2 separate regions of the Homo sapiens genome follow, and region 2 is linked to region 1. A link is a loop called in an ENCODE intact Hi-C map of the cell type or tissue named here. Cell type or tissue: ovary. All regions are shown on one strand. Links, peaks and the distances in the headings refer to the core of each region. The heading gives the core; the rest is flanking DNA.

The links. Hi-C counts contacts between places; a loop is a spot of excess contacts. Peaks named below come from ENCODE experiments on the same cell type or tissue, not always from the same donor. Only the 100,000 strongest peaks of a DNase experiment are listed, where the experiment ranks them.
Region 2: it touches region 1 in a loop (4-fold over the local background); 2 of 110 quality-filtered maps call a loop at or near these places.

Annotation. Positions count from the first base shown.
Region 1 is chr1:169,021,554-169,032,255 of GRCh38, forward strand. The region is part of intron 3 of LINC00970 (long intergenic non-protein coding RNA 970); the gene reads right to left. Among named protein-coding and RNA genes, the nearest start is that of LINC00970, 60 kb to the right of the region's middle. RefSeq lists an enhancer at 3,380-3,439. In ovary, for the core only: no CTCF peak of the experiment used is centred there; DNase peaks (open chromatin) are centred at 5,368 and 6,674; H3K27ac peaks cover 1,446 bases.
Region 2 is chr1:168,967,140-168,977,841 of GRCh38, forward strand. The region is part of intron 3 of LINC00970 (long intergenic non-protein coding RNA 970); the gene reads right to left. Among named protein-coding and RNA genes, the nearest start is that of LINC00970, 110 kb to the right of the region's middle. In ovary, for the core only: no CTCF peak of the experiment used is centred there; DNase peaks (open chromatin) are centred at 4,012 and 4,482; H3K27ac peaks cover 1,791 bases.

The DNA.
Region 1 (10,702 bases), core at 1,493-9,492:
TGTGTTCTCACCATTTGGCTCCCACTTATAAGTGAGAACATGCAGTATTTGGTTTTCTGTTCCTATGTCAGTTTGCTAAGGATAATGGCCTCCAGCTCCATCCATGTTCCTGCAAAGGACATGATCTCATTCCTTTTCATGAATGCCAAGGTTTTCATTCCATCATCTTCTGACAGATACCTTCTAAATTATGATGCTAACATTTCTGCCTTGGGAAAGGGGACTTACTAGATTAACTCCTCTGCCTTATTTGTAAAGCCCAACATTAACCCTATAATAGCTCATTTCTCTTCTGCAGCATCACTTCCAGCTGCCCCATGAATAAATCTTCCACTTCATTTATTCTTCCCTCTGTACCTTTGCCATTGGACCTTCAATCTTCTGGAATGCCCTCCTTGATGTTCAGCCCACCTAAAACTCCCTGTCCATCAAAAGTCCCAAGAGCCAGTAACATCTCTCTAATCTCTAGGTCCCATACACAGCCCTTAGTAAGCATTCAGCAAATATTTGCTGAGTGAATGAATAATTCTCTGTTCCCCACACACACACAGGTTGGATTTTCCTTCTTATAATTAGAAACCCCTTTTACTAATATTTTATCTCTCATACTACATTTTTTTCAATGAATTATTATACCCATGTCACCTCGTAACTTGAAAAAAAACAAAAGGAAACAAAATGGCCAGGCATGGTAGCTCACACCTGTAATCCAAGCATTTTAGGAGGCCTAGGCAGGCAGATCACTTGAGATCAGGAGTTCAAGACCAGCCTGGCCAACATGGCGAAACCCCATCTCTACTAAAAAATACCAAAAAAAAAAAAAAAAAAATTAGCCAGGTGTGGTGGTGTGCACCTGTAATACCAGCTATTCAGGAGGCTGAGGCAAGAGAATTGCTTGAACCCAGGAGGCGGAGGTTGCAGTGAGCCAAGACCATGCCACTGCACTCCAGCCTGGGCCACAGACTGAGACTCTGTCTCAAAAATAAATAAATAAATATTATTGTTGCTAGTGAATCCTGGGATACTTGAAGGGATAACCTTTGCCTGCAGATCAATCCTAAAATCCATGAGAGGTCCTTGGCCTGATTTCCAAGGTCACCTATAATCTCCATCTACTCTGCATGCCCAATCCTTTCTCCCAGTAGTTCCCAACACATTTGGTCTGCCACTTCTACACTGACTCTTCAACCCTTCATGTGTCACCCTTAGTGCTCCCTCTTTGCTTTGCTCACACCAGTCACCCATATCCAAAGTACCCTTTTACCTCCCTCACACCTCTTTAAATCCCACTCAGCAAAAAAGGTTGATGATGCATCCCATCATTTCCATAAGGTTCACCCTCACTGCTATAATTCACATTGAGCTCCCCCTTCTCCAAATTCTTACAGCATAAACACTGTGTCACATAATTTTCTGTATCCTATATTGTGGCGCTTAATTTATACCTAATTTTCATATATTGGTTTTTATATCTGTTAGTCTTTTTCCTACAAATGGATTATATAGTTTGAAGGAAACATCTGGGTATAGAACAAGCTGTGTGTCTGCTTCACCCAGAGCCCCCTTTTAAAAGGAATTAGACCAAATGAGCAGCCACACTGTGTTCCTGTATTTGTTCACTGGGGCTGCCATAACAAAATGCCACAGACTACAGGGCTTAAACAATAGAAATGTATTTCTCACAGCTCTGGAGGCTGGAAGTCCAAGATCAAGGTGTCAGCAGGCCTGGTTTCTCCTGAGGTCTCTGTGCTTGGCTTGCAGATGGCCATTGCCTTGCTGTGTTCTCACACTGTCTTTCCTCTGTGTACCCTGCTATCTCTTTTTGCATCCACATTTTCTCTTCTTATAAGGACACCAGGCAGAATGGATTAGGACCCATGCTCACAACCTCACTTTAACCTTATCACATTTTTCAAGGCCATATCTCCAGATACAGTCACATTCTGAAGTACTGGGATTTAGGGCTCCAGCATATAAATTTTGACAGGATACAATTGAGCCCAAAACAGCTTCAATCATCTCTATCATAGATTAGAATGGAGCAGATGCCTGATCCATAGGCATGAGTTAGCTATTAGCCCAATCCATCGGTTAGCTAGAAGTTCATCAAGTGGCTTAATATGAAAACTCTGTCCAGTGGGGGACCATAGTAAATACGTAGGAGAAACAAATTCTTTCCTGAGAACTTGAAGTGGAAAATATGCCTGCTGGCCACAGGAGAAAAAGCTGAAATATGAATGCTGTATATTCTTAGTCTCTTCCCTCCCATTTGTACCATACCCTGATATTTAGCACAGTATTTGATATATACTCTGAGTCTGGCTTTGGCATAGATTCATTCTACCAGCAGTGTTACATTTTCAAGAACTTTTTTTCTTCAGGCAATATCTGGCATTCGGTCTCATTCCCTCAACACCTAATTCCTCACTTCTAGTTTACTAAAAATGAAGGATTTTGGCTGGGCATGGTGGCTCACACCTGTAATCCCAGTACTTTGGGAGGCCAAGGCAGGCAGATTGCTTGAGCTCAGGAGTTCGAGACCACCGTGGGCAATATGGCAAAATCCCATTTCTACCAAAAAATACAAAAATTCAGTATGGTGACATGCACCTGTGGTCCCAACTACTTGGGAGGCTGAGGTGTGAGGATCACCTGAGCCTGGGAGGTTGAGGCTACAGTGAGCCAAGATTGCACCACTGCACTCCAGCCTGGGTGACAGAGTAAGACCCTGTCTCAAAAAAAGAAAGAAAGAAAGAAAGAGAGAGAGAGAGAGGAGGAGGAGAAGGAAGGAAGGAAGGAAGGAGAGAGAGAGGGAAGGAAGGAAGAAAGGAAGAGAGAGGGAGAAAGAAAGAGAGAGAGAAAGGAAGGAAGGAAGGAGAAGAGGAGGAAGGAAGGAAGGAGAGAGGGAAGGAAGGAAGGAAGGAAAAGAGAAAGAAAGAGAGATGAAGGAAGGAAGGAAGGAAAAGAGAAAGAAAGAGAGAGGAAGGAAGGAAAGGAAGGAAGGAGAAGAGGAGGAGGAAGGAAGGAGAAGAGGAGGAGGAAGGAAGGAAAGGAAGGAAGGAGAAGAGGAGGAGGAAGGAAGGAAGGAGAGAGAGAGGGAAGGAAGGAACGAAGGAAGGAAGGAAGGGGGAGGGAGGGAGGGGAGGAAGAGGAGGAGGAGGAAGGATCTCTCACATCTACCTTCAAAAATGTCTTCTATTTGGAGGCACTGGAAATAACAAGAATAACTGTAGAAAAAACATTCATATGTTCCTGTGAGATGCAAACTATATTCAATGTTCCAGTCCCTATTGCTGTCATACAAACTACTCAACACTTAAGACAAAAACAAACCAATTTTTTTTTTTTACTATACCCACATAATATGTGGGTCAGGAATTCAGAAAAGGACAGCTTATCTTTGTGGTACAATCTGAGCTGTCAGCTGGGAAGACTTGAAGCCTGGGGGTGACTTGACAACAGGAGATTGGAATCTTCCGAAGACTCACTCACATGTCTGGTGGTCAATACTGACTGTTGGCTGGGTCTTCAGCTGGGGCAATCAACTGGAACACCAGTTATAGCTGAGTGGTTTTCTCAACCAGCTCCCTGTCTATAGTAATAAAGGGGGAGTCCAAAGGTCTCAGACTTTCATTTGTACTGTTTCTGTTCCTTTCTGTGCAAGTTAATATGATTCTTTTAAAAACTTTGTGAACTATTGGCATATTAACTTATAATTTATCCCATTAGACAAACAGCCACAGCTGCAAATCTCTCTGAGCTAAGTCTTTCTCCACCTTGGGCTCCCTGTAAGGCTGTTATGGAACAGTGACCTTAAGATTCCTATAAGTCCTATTTTTAAATAGAGAGGGAGGCAAGCTCCCAATTGCCTCTCTGTAGTGAAAACAGAGTGAATCCTGGAGGAACAATGAGGCAGGGAAGCTGAACCTGGCATTTTCATTCAAAGTCAAAAGCTACAAGGAGGGTTGCAAGTGGTGCCTCTACTGGCAGAAGTCAAAGTCAAGCCCTCTCTGGAGGAAGGGTCACCAAGTCAGACCCATAGGACTCACATCTCTTTAAGCTCAAGTGATGAACCAGTGAAGATGACCAAGCACACAAGAAGTCAAACCACTAGTGACAACAGATTTAGACACCCAAGAATTGCAAATTACGGAATTGTCAGATTTTAAAAAAATAATTGTTATGAATGAAATCTTAAATGAAATAAAATATTTGCTGCAATAGCAAAAATGAGCATACAAGAAACCACCAGCAGTGAACAATCTTAAAATACTACTCCAACTCCTGACCTCAAGTGATCTGTCCACCTCAGCCTCTCAAAGTGCTGGGATTACAGGCGTGAGCCACCATGCCTGGCCAGCCTGGTCAACATGGTGAAACCCCATCTCTACTAAAAATACAAAAATTAGCTGGGTGTGGTGGTGCGTGCCTGTAGTCCCAGCTACTCGGGAAGCTGAGGCAGGAGAATCGCTTGAACCCGGGAGGCAGAGATTGCAGTGAGCCGAGATAGCACCATTGCACTCCAGCCTGGGAAACAGAGCAAGACTCCGTCTCAAAAAAAACCCAAAAAAACAAAACAAACACACAACAACAAAAAAACAAAACTACTCCACAAGTTGCTTATTAACTTTAAAAAGGAGTGAATAAAAGGTATCTCCAAATGGAGAAATCTGGTGGAACCGACCTCACTATGTGATCAAAGTGAACATCAGTGTTGTAACTCTGTGCTATGTTGTGCCTGCTGTGGTGATGCATGGAGAGGGGCACAGTGTCATATATGCAGTATTCCTGCCCCAAATGTTTAATTGGAATCCAAGAATGAGGAAACACTTCGATTAATCTATATTGAGGGACATTTTACAAAACAGTTCAAGAGTGGCTTGAACTCTTCAAAAATGTCAAGGTGAGGCTGGGCACAGTGGCTCACACCTGTAAACCCAGCACTTCAGGAGGCTGAGGCAGGTGGATCATCTGAAGTCAGGAGTTCGAGGCCAGCCTGGCCAACATGATGAAATCCTGTCTCTACTAAAACTATAGAAATTAGCCGGTCATGATGGCGTGCACCTGTAGTCCCATCTAGTCAGGAGGCTGAGGCAGAAGAATCACTTGAACCAAGGAAGTGGAGGTTGCAGTGAGCCAAGATCAGGCCACTGCATTCCAGCCTGGGTGACAGAGCGAGACTCAATTGCAAAAGATTAAAAAAAAAAAAGTTACGGAGATAAGAAATTTGTTTTTAAAGAGGGGCTCAGGACTATTCCAGATTTTTTTTTTTTTTTTTTTTTTGAGACAGAATCTTGCTCTGTTGCCAGGCTGGAGGGCAGTGGCACAATCTCCTTTCACTGCGACCTCCGCCTCCCGGATTCAAGCGATTCTCCTGCCTCAGGCTGCCGAGTAGCTGGGACTACAGGTGCCCGCCACCACGCCTGGCTGATTTTTGTATTTTTGGTAGAGATGGGGTTTCACCATATTGGCCAGGATGATCTTGATCTCTTGACCTCGTGATCCGCCCGCCTCGGCCTCCCAAAGTACTGGGATTACAAGCATGAGCCACGGCGCCATGCCTTGTTCTAGATTTGTAAAAACTAAACAAATAGAACAGCTAATGGAATGAATGATTATTGATTCTATCCTGGATTGAAAAATAAGAAAAAACATTTTTAAAAATATTACTGTTGGAACAATTGGGAGACATCAGAATTTGGCCTATACATCAAATAATATTATGTTTTCAATGTTAGATTTCCTGAATGTGATACTTGTATTGTTGCTATGTTGGAGAATGTCCTTGTTCTTAGAAGACATGTGTTAAGATATTTAGGTAACAGTAATTGAATTCTCTGTGAAATGAATTCTTAAATGGCTTATCAAAAAAATATTTGTGTGAACATGCAAGTGTGTGGAGAGAAAGAGAAAAAGCAAATGTGGTAAAATGTTAACAATTAGTAAATCTAGATAAAGGGTAAATGAACATCATTGTGCTATTCTTGTAACTTTTCTGTAGGTCTGAATTTTTTTAAAGAAAGAAAAGTTTGGGGAAATATTAACCACTACAAAGCAAAAGTAGAGTGTATCCAGTTAACTATTAGTATCAACACTCCCACAGATATGTTGGGGCCATTCCTTTCTGCAGGCCAAGGCGGAGCTCAGCCACTCCAGACAAGGCACATGGAGATGAGGTCACTTTGCCAAGGTCACAAACACCATCACTACATTGCCAGAACTTCCCTACCCGCATGAAAATATCTCCTTGACCTTGGCTGAATTGGAAAATTTATATAAAGGATTCTGCTCCCTTTTATATCATTAACTAATCTGTTGTACAGATTAAAAGATTAGAACACACAAAAACATAAAACGAAATAAATTTAGGCATGCTAGAGTGGAGAGATTCAAGTTGATGCTCTCTGGCATTTTTCTTTCATTCCTTTGATGTTGTTTTAAAACTGTTTGGCCAGAGAGAAGGAGAGAGGGCAAGAAAAGAAATTAGTGCTGCTATGAATAACTGCAATCAACCACCAATTTAGGGAGTCACTGGAGTAGAACACTTCTCAGATGTCAGTGTTTCTCAGCTACACATTGTCCTTTCCTTCGATTATCACTGGCATGTCACCATATTCTGCAAATCTCAGCACCACTGCACCTCCGGCCCACTGGTCACTCATGCTTAAAAGCATGCGGCTGGGGGAGTAGACTGGGGGGACGGCCTCAGCCAGACCACTGTGGAGCCAAAAGAGTGCGTAGGGCTCTGTAGTTCTACTGGCTCAAAAGAATTATCTGTACTTGCATGGCCTTGAGGAGAGACAGGACTGTTGGAGACAGATAAGATTATTTTCTTTTTCCCTCTCTCCAGTGAACCAAACACAATTCCCATTCTGGCTTCCCAGACTCAGGGCTCATGTTTGAGCTTTTCTTTTCTCACTTCTCTTGGTCAGAGGTGATCACTTTTGCAGCTCATGACACATGTGTGATTTTATGTACAATACCTTAAATAGCACTTTTAGAAAATCTGTTTTCTGGCTGGGGGCGGTGGCTCATGCCTGTAATCCCAGCACTTTGGGAGGCTGAGGCAGGTGGATCACTTGAGGTCAGGAGTTCGAGACCAACCTGGCCAACATGGTGAAACCTCGTCTATACTAAAAATACAAAAATTAGCCAAGCGTGGGGGCGCACGTCTGTAATCCCAGCTGCTTGGGAGGCAGAAGCAGGAGCATCACTTGAACCTGGGAGGCGGAGGTTGCAGTGAGCTGAGATTGCGCCACTGCACTCCAGCCTGGGTGACAGAGTGAGATGAAAGAAAGACAGCAAGAAAGACAAGAAAGAAAGAAAGAAAGAAAGAAAGAAAGAAAGAAAGAAAGAAAGAAAGAAAGAAAGAAAGAAAGAAAGAAAGAGAGAGAGAGAGAGAAAGAAAGAAAGAGAAAGAAAGAAAGAAAGAAAGAAAGAAAGAAAGAAAGAAAGAAAGAAAGAAAGAAAGAAAGAAAGAAAGAAAGAAAAGGAAGGAAAGAAAGAAAGAAAGATCTGTTTTCTGGTTAGCCTAAAATGGCTTGTTCTGGAGGAGATACTGACTGTCCCAAGAAACAAAGCCTGCTACGTGCTGAGATTTTGTAACTCCAAGTTCTTCTCAGAAGCAACTTGTAGACTGCATAGGGTTGCATGGACTATTGTCAGGACTCCCCTTTCAGGAAAACCATATTGCAGGGAGGACTGTGGGATGGTGAGTGTTAATGAAGGGCCTAGAAAGCTGAACTGGTAGAGAGATTCGTGACTGATAAGAGATGATGGGGTTTTGTGCGTTAACACAGAGATACTACGGTACTTCTCTTTCTGCTTCTGTCTCCGGGAGATAAGTTAGGCACAAAAATGACCCAAAAAAGCATTCTACTCATCTCTTCCCACCTCTTCCCTGCACAATCATCCCTCTGGTAGCACAGGAGCTAAAACCAAGTCACAGCTACCACAATAAAGGGACTTAAGCACTCAGTGAATGCGTAGCCGAACTCTGGCTAAGGTTAACTTGTTTCCATTCACTAAGTCAGATTAAGAAGAAAAATAAATCAAAGTTATCCTTATAATCACATATTAATTCTAAAAATAATTGTATTTTCACCCCCTACAGCGTGCTAGGTAGGTTTGGAGATGCAAAAATAAATAGCCCACAGCCCCTTCTCTCAGGTCGCTTGTCGTAGAATAGAGATGAGCCTTCCTGAAACCAGGGTAGTAGAACCACTAGAAAAGGAGAAAAAGACAATCTGGAAAGACAGGATAAATCATGAGGCAGCATCCAGCAAACATGGGAAGAGAGAGGGTCTGTACCCAGGGACTGGAAAAGGGACATCTCTTCCACAGAGACACAAGGGAAAGAGGAGATAGTAGATCATTTTCACAGTGCAACAAGGTCACCACCATTATAACTCTTAGTTTGTAATGAAACTAGTTTGAGCCATGATGGATTTATCACCAGCAATGTCCCCAAAAGTTTCTAAAATCGATGGCTTACATTAAAGAAAAAAGAAAGAAAAATAATTTAGAATCATTAGATGAAGGATTTGTAGGGCAAGCACTTAATTATAGCTAAGTGTAATTTCCTTAAGCAAGTCATCCTCTATTAGTTATATTATTACACATATTATTCTTAAGTCTGGTGATTAATACTGACTTTAACATTTTTAATAAAAGTTTCAGAATTATTTATGTTAAGTGAAATAAGCCAGGTACAGAAAGACAAATGCTACATGATCTCACCTATATGTAGAACCTAAAAAAGTTGAACTCAAAGGAGCAGAGGGTAAAATGGTGGTTACCAGAGGTAGGGGGCTGTGGAATTGGGGAGATGTTGGCCAAGGGATACAGAATTTCAGTTAGATAGAAGAAATAAGTTCAAGAGATCTACTGGGCACCATGGTGACTATAGTTAAAAACAATATAGTATATACGGGAAAGTTGCTAATAGAGTAGATTTTAAGTGTTTTCAACACAAAACAATAAGTATGTGAGGTGATGGATATGTTAAATAGCTTGACTGAACCATTTCACAATGCGTACATATATCAAAACGTCATGTATTACCCCAAAAATATATGGATGCCATTTTTATTTGTCAATTAAGAAATAAATAAAAATTTCAATATTTTTTTTAAAACTAACTGTTTATATAAGAATATAAGGCAACAAGTTAGTTATTCCCAAAATATAAACATAAAGATAAAATCTGGAGAATAAGGAAACAAAATCATCTAGGTCAAACGGCTTCTGTGATGACCTATACTAAGTGTAATCACAATTCAGTGAGCCTGATCTTCTCTCAGGCCTAAGTTGTACATTGATCCTGAGTCCAATCCTGGAGTCAGAAGTTGATGGCATTAGTTTCAACTCTTCTTTTTTATTTCAATTCTCTTAAAAATATGTTCTTATTTTGTCTTTCTTTACTACATAAAAAATTTGTAACAAGCTAGGTCTTATGCAATTATAGATATTTTCATAAATCTCTTTTAGTTAGGATCCTGATATCTAGACAATGAGAGTATCTTTTCAATAAACTGAAATGCCTGTAATATCAAAATATATTAAATATGACAGTTTTTTTAGCTTATTCTTTTTGTCTTACTTTGCTTTTCAAAAAAAGCAAAACTCAGCAAACTTACCTTAGACTATGAATGAGGACAACTCTAAAATGACCTAAGGTGACTACTAATACCACTTGTTGGTGGGGGCAGAGTTAATATGCTTTAGCTTTGGGGCATAGCTTTGTCATCTGAGAAAATTATAAGTTGAAAGGTCATTAAGTAAAGGATGTTCTATACTAAAATAAGAAGCTGAAAAATACATATTTCTCTTTAAAAATATATTTATTCTGTGTATCATCAGTTCCCAGAGGAATGCTTGGCAAATAAATAGATGTACAATTAATGGGTATTGTTGAATGAGCAAAGGCCGAGGACTTTGGTAAACGCTCTACATATATTTTCTCTGACACCTACAACAAACAAAAAAAATGGGTAGTATGATTTTCTACACTCTAGAGATAAGGAAACCAAAATTAAGACTGATTAAACATTGTTCATGTGGCCATCCGATTCTAAAGCCCTCCTTTTCTGTAACTCAAGGTCTGGAATTCATTTGAGGAATCATGCTGAGTACAGGAGATAGGTCAGATAGCAGAGGGCTCTGGGCTGGAACTCTCCTGGAGTGAAACTCCAGGGCTGCTGTGAGTTCACGGAATGAAGCTGAAGCACAAGACGCCACATCTTAGTGCAGTGAGAGGAAGAACACAAATCTGCAGGCTAATCTGAGAAGAGATCTGGAAGGACTGCCAGGAGGGAAGGAATCCAGCCAAGATTCGTTTACCTCTGGACCAAGAAGGCGCAGCCTCCTTTCTTTGCTTTCCATAGTTTTCATTATTTCTTTTCTTTTTTCTTTCTTTCTTGTTTCTTTCTTTTTCTTTCTCTCTTTCTTTCTTTTTCTTTCTTTCCTTCCTTCCTTCTTCTTCCTTCTTCTTCTTCTCCTTCTTTCTTCTTCTTCTTCTCCTTCTCCTTCTCCTTCTTCTTCTTTCTCTCTCTCTCTCTCTCTCTCTCTCTCTTTCTTTCTTCCAACAAGATCTGGCTGTATCACCCAGTGCAGTGGCACCATCTCAGCACACTGTAGCCTGGACCTCCCTGGCTCCTCCCACCTCAAGCTCCCAAGTAGCAGGGACAACAGGAACACAACA
Region 2 (10,702 bases), core at 830-8,829, 55 kb before region 1:
GGCACACAGCAATACCACATTTTCCAGTCTCCCTTGAAGTTAGGTGTGGCCATGTCAATGAGTTTTGGTCAGTGGAATATGTGTGGAAGTGTCATGCCTCGCTCCCAGGCCTGGTCTATCTGAGTGCCCTACTAGATTTAGTATCCATCATTGATTGTTGCCTGAAGTAGTATTCACTATGATGGTTGCAAAATGATGGATTTTCAACTCTGACATTCTCTCCACACTTACTAGTCAGTACTTGGCTTTACTATAGGCAAGAGCCCTCGCTTCTCACCCATTTATGTGTTTGTTTATCTATTGATTAACAATATGAGCTCATTGCTGTTCTTAATTCTTTTGGTGTTTAAATTGTCTCAGACTTTGGTGAATGAGAGCCCCTTTTTGATGGATGTTGTATCTTTTTTTCTTTCTTTTTAAAGAACTTTCCTACTTTCTAACATAAAAAAATACTCCAGACTTATTCTCTACCTACCCTGTCCCAGATCTAGAATTTTCCCTTTCTCCAAGAAGCTCTGATTCCTTTCATGGGCAAATGCTATTTAGAAACCAAGGTCTAGATGCTAGCTGGGCTCATTGCTATTGGGGTGTTTTTGCTTTTAGGAGACAAAGTTAGGAAATACATGAATTTTTATACACACACATACACATGCAAATATATGTACATGAAAAGTGCACATATATACACACACATACATTTACACAAACAATCTACACAGATTAGAAATCACAAGTTTGCACAGATAACATTAAATGCAATCCATCCCCTGTGGGGATGGATTTCCCTACACCATTTCATATATATCCATTCACCACAATGAATACCTGGGTCCCAACAAGATATGTGCATTTATTCATTTGCTTAATCCTATAATACATCTAAAGTAGTTTCAGAATTTCCTTGTTCATACAACCACAAAAAGAAAGCCTACTCAAAAAAGTTCAGGGTTTGTTTGCCGCTTTCCTCCTCCTAAGACTTAGGGTATGTAGTCAAATATCATGTTCTTAAGGTTCTTAAGTTAGCCAGCTTGCTCCCATTTTTCATTCTGTGTGGTTATGCAATTCATTCAAAATATCTTAGGGTTCATATGTTTTCATTGGTTTTCAGCATTAGGTTCTTTTCTCCTCCCATCCTTGTTGATTTAATTACATGTTTTTTAAAGAGGTAGAACATACACATGCGTCTAAAAAACAAAACTGTACAGAAAGATGTTCTTAGAAAGTGCCACTCTCTTCCATGTCCCTTCCTCTGCATTTCCCTTCCAACACCATCTGTAGGTAGCTAACTTGATTGTCTTCTGGTTTATTCTCCCTGTGTTTCTTTTTGTAAAGATAAATATATGCATATGTTTTTAAAATTTCTTCTTTCTTACACAAAGGGCAATATAACATATATATATACTCTTTTACATATATATATGCTTTATATATATACTTTGCTTTTTTTAACTTCACATATCTTTTGGAAATCACTCCATATCAATTCATAGAGACCTTTCTCATTGTTTTCATAATTATATAGCACTATACTATGTGAATGCACCATAGTTTACTCAACTAACCTCCTATGCTTGTACATTTAGGTAATACACAAAACATTTTCAGTATAAATAATGCTGTAATAAACTTTTGCATTTTTTTAATGTTAAGGCATATCTTTAAGGTAGACTCTAGGGTCAAAGGGTAAATGCATCAACAAAGTCACCTCCATAAATGTTGTACCATTTTACATTTTTATCAGCAATGCATAAAAATGCCTGCTTCCCCAGCCTACTAACACAGTGTATTGTCAAGCTTATAAATTTTTGCCAGTCTTGACAGGTAGAAAATAGTATCTCATCCTCCAGTTTCATCCATGTTGTTGTAATTGGTATTATACTCCATGAAATAAGCCAGATACAGAAAGAATAAGACTGCATGATCTCACATGTGAAATCTGAAAAAAAAAAAAAGTCAAATACATAGAAACAGAGTAGAACAGTGGTTACCAGGGATGGGGAGAAGGAAGAAATGGGGAGATGTAGGAAAAAGGGTGCAAACTTGTCACTGTGTAAGATAAGTCTGGAGATCTACTGTATAGCAGGAGGACTACAGTTATTAATATTGTATTATATATTCAAGATTTGCCAAGAGAATGGATTTTAAGTGTGCTTACCACAAAAAAAAATCTGTTAAATTGCTTACCTATAATAATCATTTCACCATGGATATTTACATCAAACATTACATTGCACACCTTAAATTTATGTAATAAAATATATTATATAAATATGTACATATATAAATACATATAATGATAATGCATTAAAAGGAAAATAGTATCTCATCTATATATGTTGTATAATTTTTCTTAGAGCAAAAAGACACAACTAACAAAAGAAACGGGAATATGACCTCAGTGATCTGAGGTTTACAAGCAAACTAGAAAACTCTCAACTCAAAAAGAGTGATTATCAACCAGTGATTTCAGCTGAGGAGTGAATTCTAGAACTGCCCATATCCAGAGCAATGCCTCTTTGCAAGCCTTGCTGAGTCCTATTTATAATGCACTCTGCCAATTGGAGATCTAATCCATTTGCCTCAAATGGGGTTGTTTACACAACTAGACTCCCAAATTTCTGTCTACGTCTTTATTTAATTATTTAATAATCAATTTCAACCTTATTGCCTGATTAAGGTGGGAAAATATTCCATATGCCAGCTCAGGTAGATTTGCCACTCAATTGACTCAATTAATATATTGATCACTTAACTTTATTAGAATTCTTTGCATATGCCTCTTCTCTAGCAGGACATATTTTATATAGGTATGTAAATGGCTAACTGTATTTGTATCTATTTCATACCTATATCTGGTTCTACACTTATAGCTTCTAAGGTCATTCTATATAAGACTCCAGCCTATCTTTCAAGTCTTTTCCCCCACTTCTTCCACAGAGTCAACACTCTAGATCATGGATTTTCAATGGCTTTTATAGTAGAAAATTGTTTCAAATGAAATTCAATATGTATAAAAGATATATACAAAGAAAGGGTAAATTAGGGTATGGTCACTTGCTGCACAAAAGATTTCAAAACAATATTCTTTTATTTCAAATATCAAAAAATTCTTGAGAAAAGAAACACTTTCATATTCCTACAGAACTTAGCGTGGTAAGTCTAGTTATTTTGTATCATACTGTAAATTTTTTTCAACTCTCTATGATTTGTATCCACAGATTTCAAGATTCTTGAATGCAGAAACTGTGTGTGTGTGTGTGTGTGTGTGTGTGTGTGTGTGTGTGTCATGAAATAGTGACAGAATCCCCAAACAGAAGTCTCCCTAGGCAGGGCTCCTATTACTGCTTACCTTGGCTCCCCTTCCACTGCCAGCATGCTGAACCAATAGGATTACAGTGAGAATCCTATCCTGGAATAAATATCCTCTTAGGCTCACAACTCTATCTCCCCTTCTCATCTTTCTCAGCAAGTTACATAGTTCCAACCTTTCTACAGAACTTCAGCTTCCCCAGTCTGGTGAAGTGCTCAGCTAGTTTTTGCTGAGAGGTGCTGGTCTCATAGGTGACATGCTAATTAATTAATTAAGCAAATAAGATCCACTGAATGAATAGGCAAATGAATGAAGACCAAAGCTGCTCTTTCTAGACCTTCTGTCACCTTTGTTTCCCACACCACCAATCTGGACAAGGACAGTCCAAGTCTTATTTTTGTTTATTTTAGTGTACGGTCTTAGAGGCTTTGACCATATAGTCTATGTCACGCCTTCAGCATGGTCAAAATTCAGCCGATAATGGTGATGTTTGTTTCATTTCCAATATAGCACCCACATCCTGCAGATGCTATTTACTCTTCTAAGCAGCATCCTGAAACACTGAAGATGCTGTAGCAGATGCTCCGTGTGTAGCTTCACCTAACTGCGCCAGAGTTTCAGCTTTCACATTGGAAATAAAAGTATGCACAAGGATGGTAGGTGGGAGCGAGGCCCAGTGGGGGAAGGAGACAGAGGCAGGGAGAAGGAAGGATGTTGGCCTCGGCCTCGCTTTGAGGAGATACAGGGCTTTACAAGAGCTCACTGACATAGAGAATTGAGCTAAATGTTGCCAAAACTAGGCTGCCTGCAAATGCCAAATAATAGGAATCCTTTATCAGGAACACTAGGAACCTTTTCAGGAGAGAATCATAAAGAATTCCGGGAAGTGCATATTCAAAGCCTGTTTCCTAGGCAGCTGAAGCCACCCACCTTCTCTTGCACAAATGGAGCCAAATTCAGTTCTCAAATGTGCCGTTTGCCTGGGCTTTCAAAACAATCCTAGGAGTTCAGCTGGTTTCTTTTGCTTGCTGAAAGAAGCCTGTAAGAGAAGGGTTTAATGCTGCTCTCTATCTGGCCATTGGAAATCCTTTCATTCCCAGCCCATCCTGCCTCCCAAGCACCCTACATCAGCCTCAGTCCTATCTTTGCAGTAGCCTTGAGCTGAGTTGTCACTGTAGTCACTGTGGAAATGCAACAGAGCAGTTAATCTTCTTGCAGTTCTTTGAAGTCTTGGGGAGGAACAGAACAAATCATCTATTGCCGTCTTGCTGTCTTCTGGGGCCCTGCAGATAGCTTTAAAATTTGGCTTTAGTTGGAATATGGGACTGGGACACAGATCTTGGGGAGAAAATAAGAGTTTGTTTAAATAAATTATAGTACAACTATGTGATAAAATATTACATAGCCATTAAGAAACATGTATAAGAGTACCTAATTATATAGGGGAAAGTTCAGGATAATGTATTAAATGGGGGAAAAAAAGCAAGTTTCAAAAGAGAATGGTCTGAGGAAAGTGAAAATGTGTGTATCTAGAAAGAAAAAACCACCAAATTTCAATTGTGGCTACATCTGGGTATAGAACTGTGGATAGTTTTTAATTCCCTCTTTTCCTTTCCTTTCAAATTTTCTATGAGGAACACATATTAAATTTTAATCATAGAAACGATATTAATATAGAATAAAACAAAAATAATAAAGGAAATATAATGTACAAATTAGGCAAAAGTCATGCCAGGTTATGACCAGAGAATTTTCCCTCGCATCACTAAGTCATTTCTCTTCCTTCCCCTTCTAGCACCTGTAGTCTCGTCTTTACAAGTCAACATTGTTTTGTACATCGTCCTACATCTCTGATAGCTCACTGAAAGCATGTTCTGTTTCCCCAGGACTGCCTTTTATTTTTCTCTTGCACACAAACCCCCACCTTCAATGACTAAGTGTAGAGCTATACACACGGCAGGTATAAGGTTGAATGGTAAATTTAACAAAGCCAGAGTCACTATGAGAAGGAAAGGAATGTTAAGAGGTGCTGGGAAAGGGGTGAGTCAAGTGGCCTAAATGAAGGTGATAGAGAGATAAAGAGACAGATAGATAGATAGATATAGACAGATAGATAGATAGATAGATAGATAGACAGACAGACAGATAGATAGATAAGCAATTTTTCATCCCGATGCTTTATATTCCCTAGAAGGAAGGTGACGGGATCTTCTGAACAATGTTTTTATCTGAAAAAATTATCCCTCTCTCTCAAACACACACACACACACACACACACACACACACACACACACACAGTCTGTTTCACATTAAGATCTGTAGCCCCCAGCATAGAACTTGGTGGTGCTCAATAACTACTCCCTGATGAACAAAAAACAAATGCCCACTCTCCATTGCATGGTGCCACCCCTTACATCACAGACCCTCTTTCAGATTAGGGAACACACTAAGCAGGCAGACTAAAGCATCTATGCAATCATGAAGTTCAGAGCCTCCACTAGGAGAAAGGAGTTCATCAGAAGTTTATGCAGCCAGGGAGGAGAGAACAGGCTACTCGAATAAAAAGCATTCCAAGGTCTCATGGCTTCCCAGAAGGCCTGGCAAAGAGCACTGGTAAGTGTACAACCAAACCCAGTCCTGTCCTGCTAGGACTGGAATGCCTTGCAGGGTAGGGATCCTGAGAAAGGTTAAGAGCAAGCCTTGGCAAATTGACAGTCCACAGCCAGATGGGTTTTCGCTTTGGCTTTGTTTGACTTGACTTTGAGTGTGCAGTGTTTTATAAACACTTCATTTTAAATATCTGATTTTCAGTGGTGCAGGTGTGCTCCAGTTCACCCTATCCCACATCCTCCCAGTCTTCCTCCTAGCAGTTTCTCCAATTTACATTACCCGACAGCTTTTGGGTTTATAACCTGTGCTTGGAATGAAGCCATGGTGAACAATGCCTCTACTACTGGAGGGAAGAAAATAAAAATATTAATTATAGTAGCAAACGTCCAGTAAGTGCTTACAGTGTGCCAGATACCATCCTAAGGGCTTTATATGCAGGTATCATCTAACCTTCAACACAGGCTGACACTGTTGGGATTCTGTTCAGGTCCCTTTAGACCCTACTTAAGAGTTCTGTGTATTCCTCTCCAGTAAATATGTGCTTATGTGTTTAAATAGGGGACTTACAACTCTTTCCAGTGGATTGACTCAGGGCTACTGGGGCCTAGTAATTTACATTCTCCCCATCCCTTCCCAGCAATGATAATTGGCCGCAGGATTACTTATACTCAAAGCTCCCCCACAGGATCAGGCTGGGACTTCATTACAAAACACATGTGCCCGACTACTTCCCTTCTCCTGTCATACCTGATTATTTTCATCCTACATATGAGGAAAGTGAAGCCCAAATTAATTTGCCTCAATGTACAAAATGGCAAGTTGCAGAGCCCAGGGCTATCTTCAGAGGGATTTTTAAAGGTGTGTTAAAACACAAGATGAAAGAAATTAATGTGAAAAAGAACACAAGGCCTAGACTCTTCCTTTTGACACAGGATACCTAGATCATTCATACAGTAGTAGTGATAGCTTGTTATGTTGTGTCTGTCTGCCTCTCCTTCATCTCTTTGTCCTTCCCTTCATCCCATCTAAGGACTCTTCTTTTGGAAAAACTGTGGCCATAGAAAAGGGTTTCGTTGAGGAATGAGGTATTTTCCTTGTGTAAACAGGCTGACGTACACATTGATAGAAGCCAGTGATTGTAGATACCTCGGTCTACACAGCCAACAGTTGATCCACCATGTCACCATATTGACAAAGCACTGTACAGCTTAGCTAGCTGTTTTTGTATTGTTGCCATATATTTGAACCAAATTGCATAAACGCTGAGTCATATGTTCATACATTCAAAAGATATTTATTGAGATCTACTCTATACAAAGCACTGTGTTAAGATGGGATACAGTTACAAACCAGACAGACCTTTGCAAAGTTAGTCCATGGAGAGGTTATTCCTTGGGAAAACGCCATAAGTACATGTGAAGTAGAGACACTCACCTTTTTCATGCTCTGTGGTAACAGCAAGACAAGGTCCTCCTCAGGCTGCGCTGCAGGTCTGTCCTCTGAGGACCCTCAGGCTCCATGCTTTTTCTTTATTTAAATTTAAATTCTTTTTCTTTTTATACTGAGTCAGGGTCTCACTATGTTGCCCAGGCTGCTCTTCAACTCCTGGCCTCAGGCAATCCTCCTGCCTCAGCCTCCCAAAGTGCTAGGATTACAGGTGTGAGTCACTGCACCTGGCCTCCATGCTTTAATATTCTCAAAAGGCCACACAAAACACAACTGAGGTCAAACCACAACCATGTTCCTTTGCATCTTCCTTAAGTTAGTGACTTATTTTCTATGTTGACACTGGGACCTTATCATTGTAGTAGGTACAGGTATGATTCAGATGATTAGCTAAATTCCTAAAAGACAAAGACTCCACTAAGAGGTCACCAAAGGCTGAGTGCAGTGGCCCATGCCTGTAATGCCAGCATTCTGGGAGGCTGAGGCAGGAGAATTGCTTGAGCCCAGGAGTCTGAGACCAGCCTGGGCAACATAGTGAGACCGTGTCTCTGCAAAAATATTTTTTTAAATTAGCCAGGCACAGTGGCACCTGCCTATAGTCCTAGCTACTTGGGAGGCTGAGGTGGGAGTCCTAGCCACTTGAGCCTAGGAGTTTGTTACTGCAGTGAGCTATAATCGCACCTGTGACTCCAGCCTGGGAGAAAGAACAAAACCCTATCTAAAAAAAAAACAAAAGAAGATCACCAAAAGAAGTCACGATAAAACTGAAAAAAATAATATGGTTTCTCCTGTGTTTACAGTTTACTGAAGGTATCTTGAGTCCTTTTTTTCCTCTTTCTAAGAACAATGATACATCTTGGATCCTTCATAGTTATCTTTTTCACTGATGTTTTAAACACAAGTACAATACAATCTAATAATAATAATATTGAAAATCTGTTACTGTCTTCAAGATACTTTTTACTGTGACATGCATTCTTATTTAAACAGTAATTACTTACAAATAATAAATTACATAATTTAATTTTTTCAATTTACTCTATATAAATATAGTAAGGAAGATATTATTGTCATGACCTTACAGGTGAGACAATTGAAGTTTAGAACTTTTAAGTTATATATCCAAAGTCATATGGTCTTATTTGTTTCTGCTATGCAAAGCCAGTGACTGATAATTTTATTTGAATGGAAATTTTAATTTGCTTTCACTTTTCTTACTTTCATATGTATCCCAGAAGGTATTTCCATCCAATGTCTACGTCTATTTTATTCTGCCTCAATTAAAAGAAAAATCAAAGAAGATCTACTTTGTTTTGTATTTTTGTTCTCTTAGTATATAAGATTATCTTGAAATCTGGTTATAAGGACTATAACATTTTAATACTCTCCACTCTCCTTCTATAATTAGACAATTATAGAAAATAGCCCTTTGTTCCTGTTTCATTGGTCAGTAAACTATTTTAATAATTAATTGATTTTGCGCTTTAGTTGCATTAGTTACAATATAATGTTGAACAAATTTTACGGCCAAAGTATCTGGTGGGCAATTTAGGTCAGTCTGTTTACTACTACTACTAATGATGATGATGATGATGAAACATGAGCTTGTAAGCTCTATAGTTGCAAAAAGTGCCGCTATTTAGTGTTATGAATTGAAGTGCAGTGCCTGGCACAAAGTAGGCGTGACCTCAAGGGTATCAAAATCCGGAGTGAAAAAGGTAAACAATGAAAGAAGTGAAGAAGGCTGGCACAGAAAACCAAAGGAACTGTAAGTGAAATTAGCTAAAAAGGCTTGGTTGAGATAAAGGTTAAAATTACTGGCCTTTGAAAGAGAAATCCTACACTTTGGCTTCAAAACTTCACAGCCTTTCCCTTTTTTTAATGCCTCTCTGCTGTATCAGATCATCTCCTTGCTTATGACAACTTGAGTGACAACAATGGAGAAGTCCTAGGTGGTGTGCTAATATCTAGTTGGCTTTATGCCAGCCTTTAAATAACCCCTTCCCTATAGGATTATATTGCTGTTGATAAATGGAATTAAGTTAGGATAGAAGTGGAAATTGTTAATGGATGTAAAGGAGATCTGCAGAGGAGATCTCCCCAGTTCAAGGCTAGGTATCTTTCTTTCACAGCAACAACAAAATCAGTTATTGGTGACGTTTATAGAAACCCAGTCAATGAAACATGGGGCTTGGTGCTTCATAAGTTTTTTGTTTGTTTGTTTGTTTGTTTGCTTGTTTTTGCAGTAGCCCTCTGAGGTTCTTACAAAAACCATGAACTCTCTCCAAAAGAAAAAAAAAGACATGCTTTTATATACACCCATCCTTGTTTTCAATTTTTCTTCTGGCTCTCCTACTCCCTGATGGAACCATGGACATTGGATCTATGGACCTAGAGTAAGAATTTCTGTCTGGATAGTTTATAATGCCTCTTCTAGATCTAATATTCTATTTGTCTATGAGTTGATACAGTTGTATTCAGATTCCAAGTTTTTTTGTTGTTGGTTTGTTTTTTGTTTTTTTAAACATGATCTTGCTCTGTCACCCAGGCTGGAGTGCTGTGATACAATCTTAGCTCCCTGCAGCCTCAACCTCCCGGGCTCAAGAGATCCTTCTATCTCATCCTCCCAAGTAGCTGGGACTACAGGCATGTACCACCATACCCGGCTAATTTTTGTGTTTTTTTGTAGAGATGAGGTTTTGCCATGAAGCCCAGCCTGGTCTCAAACTCCTAGACTCAAGCAATCTGCCTGTCTTGGCCTCCCAAAATGCTGGGATTACAGGCATGAGCCACCACGCCTGGCCCAACACTGCCAAATTTTATCCACATTATCTGGGTTAAGTTTCTCAACCTCTCCAAGCTCCTGGCTCTTCATTGTAATTGTGAGGATTAAATGAAGTCATGTGTATAAAAAGGCTTACCTCCTCCCCTTTGTCTCTGTAGTAGGCCAAATGATGCTCCCCTTCCCAAAGATGTCCACACCAATCCCTGGGTCTTATAAATATGTTAAATTGTGTGGCAAAAGGGACTTTGCAGGTATAATGAAGGTTACAGATCTTACGACAGGGAGATGATCCTGGATTATCTGGTGGGCCCAGTCTAATTACATAAGTCCTTGAAAGCAGAGAAATTTTTCCAGCTGGAGTCAGAGAGAAGTGGCAAAAGAAGCAGCGGGAGAAATGAGGCAGAGGAGAGGGCAGGGAGATGTGGAGCGTGGGGATGCAACCAGCATTGCTGACTTTGAGGATGGATAAAAGGAGCCACAATCCAGAGAAGGCAGGTGGCCTCGATGCTGAGAATGACTCAGCCAATAGACAGCAAGGAAACAGAGACCTC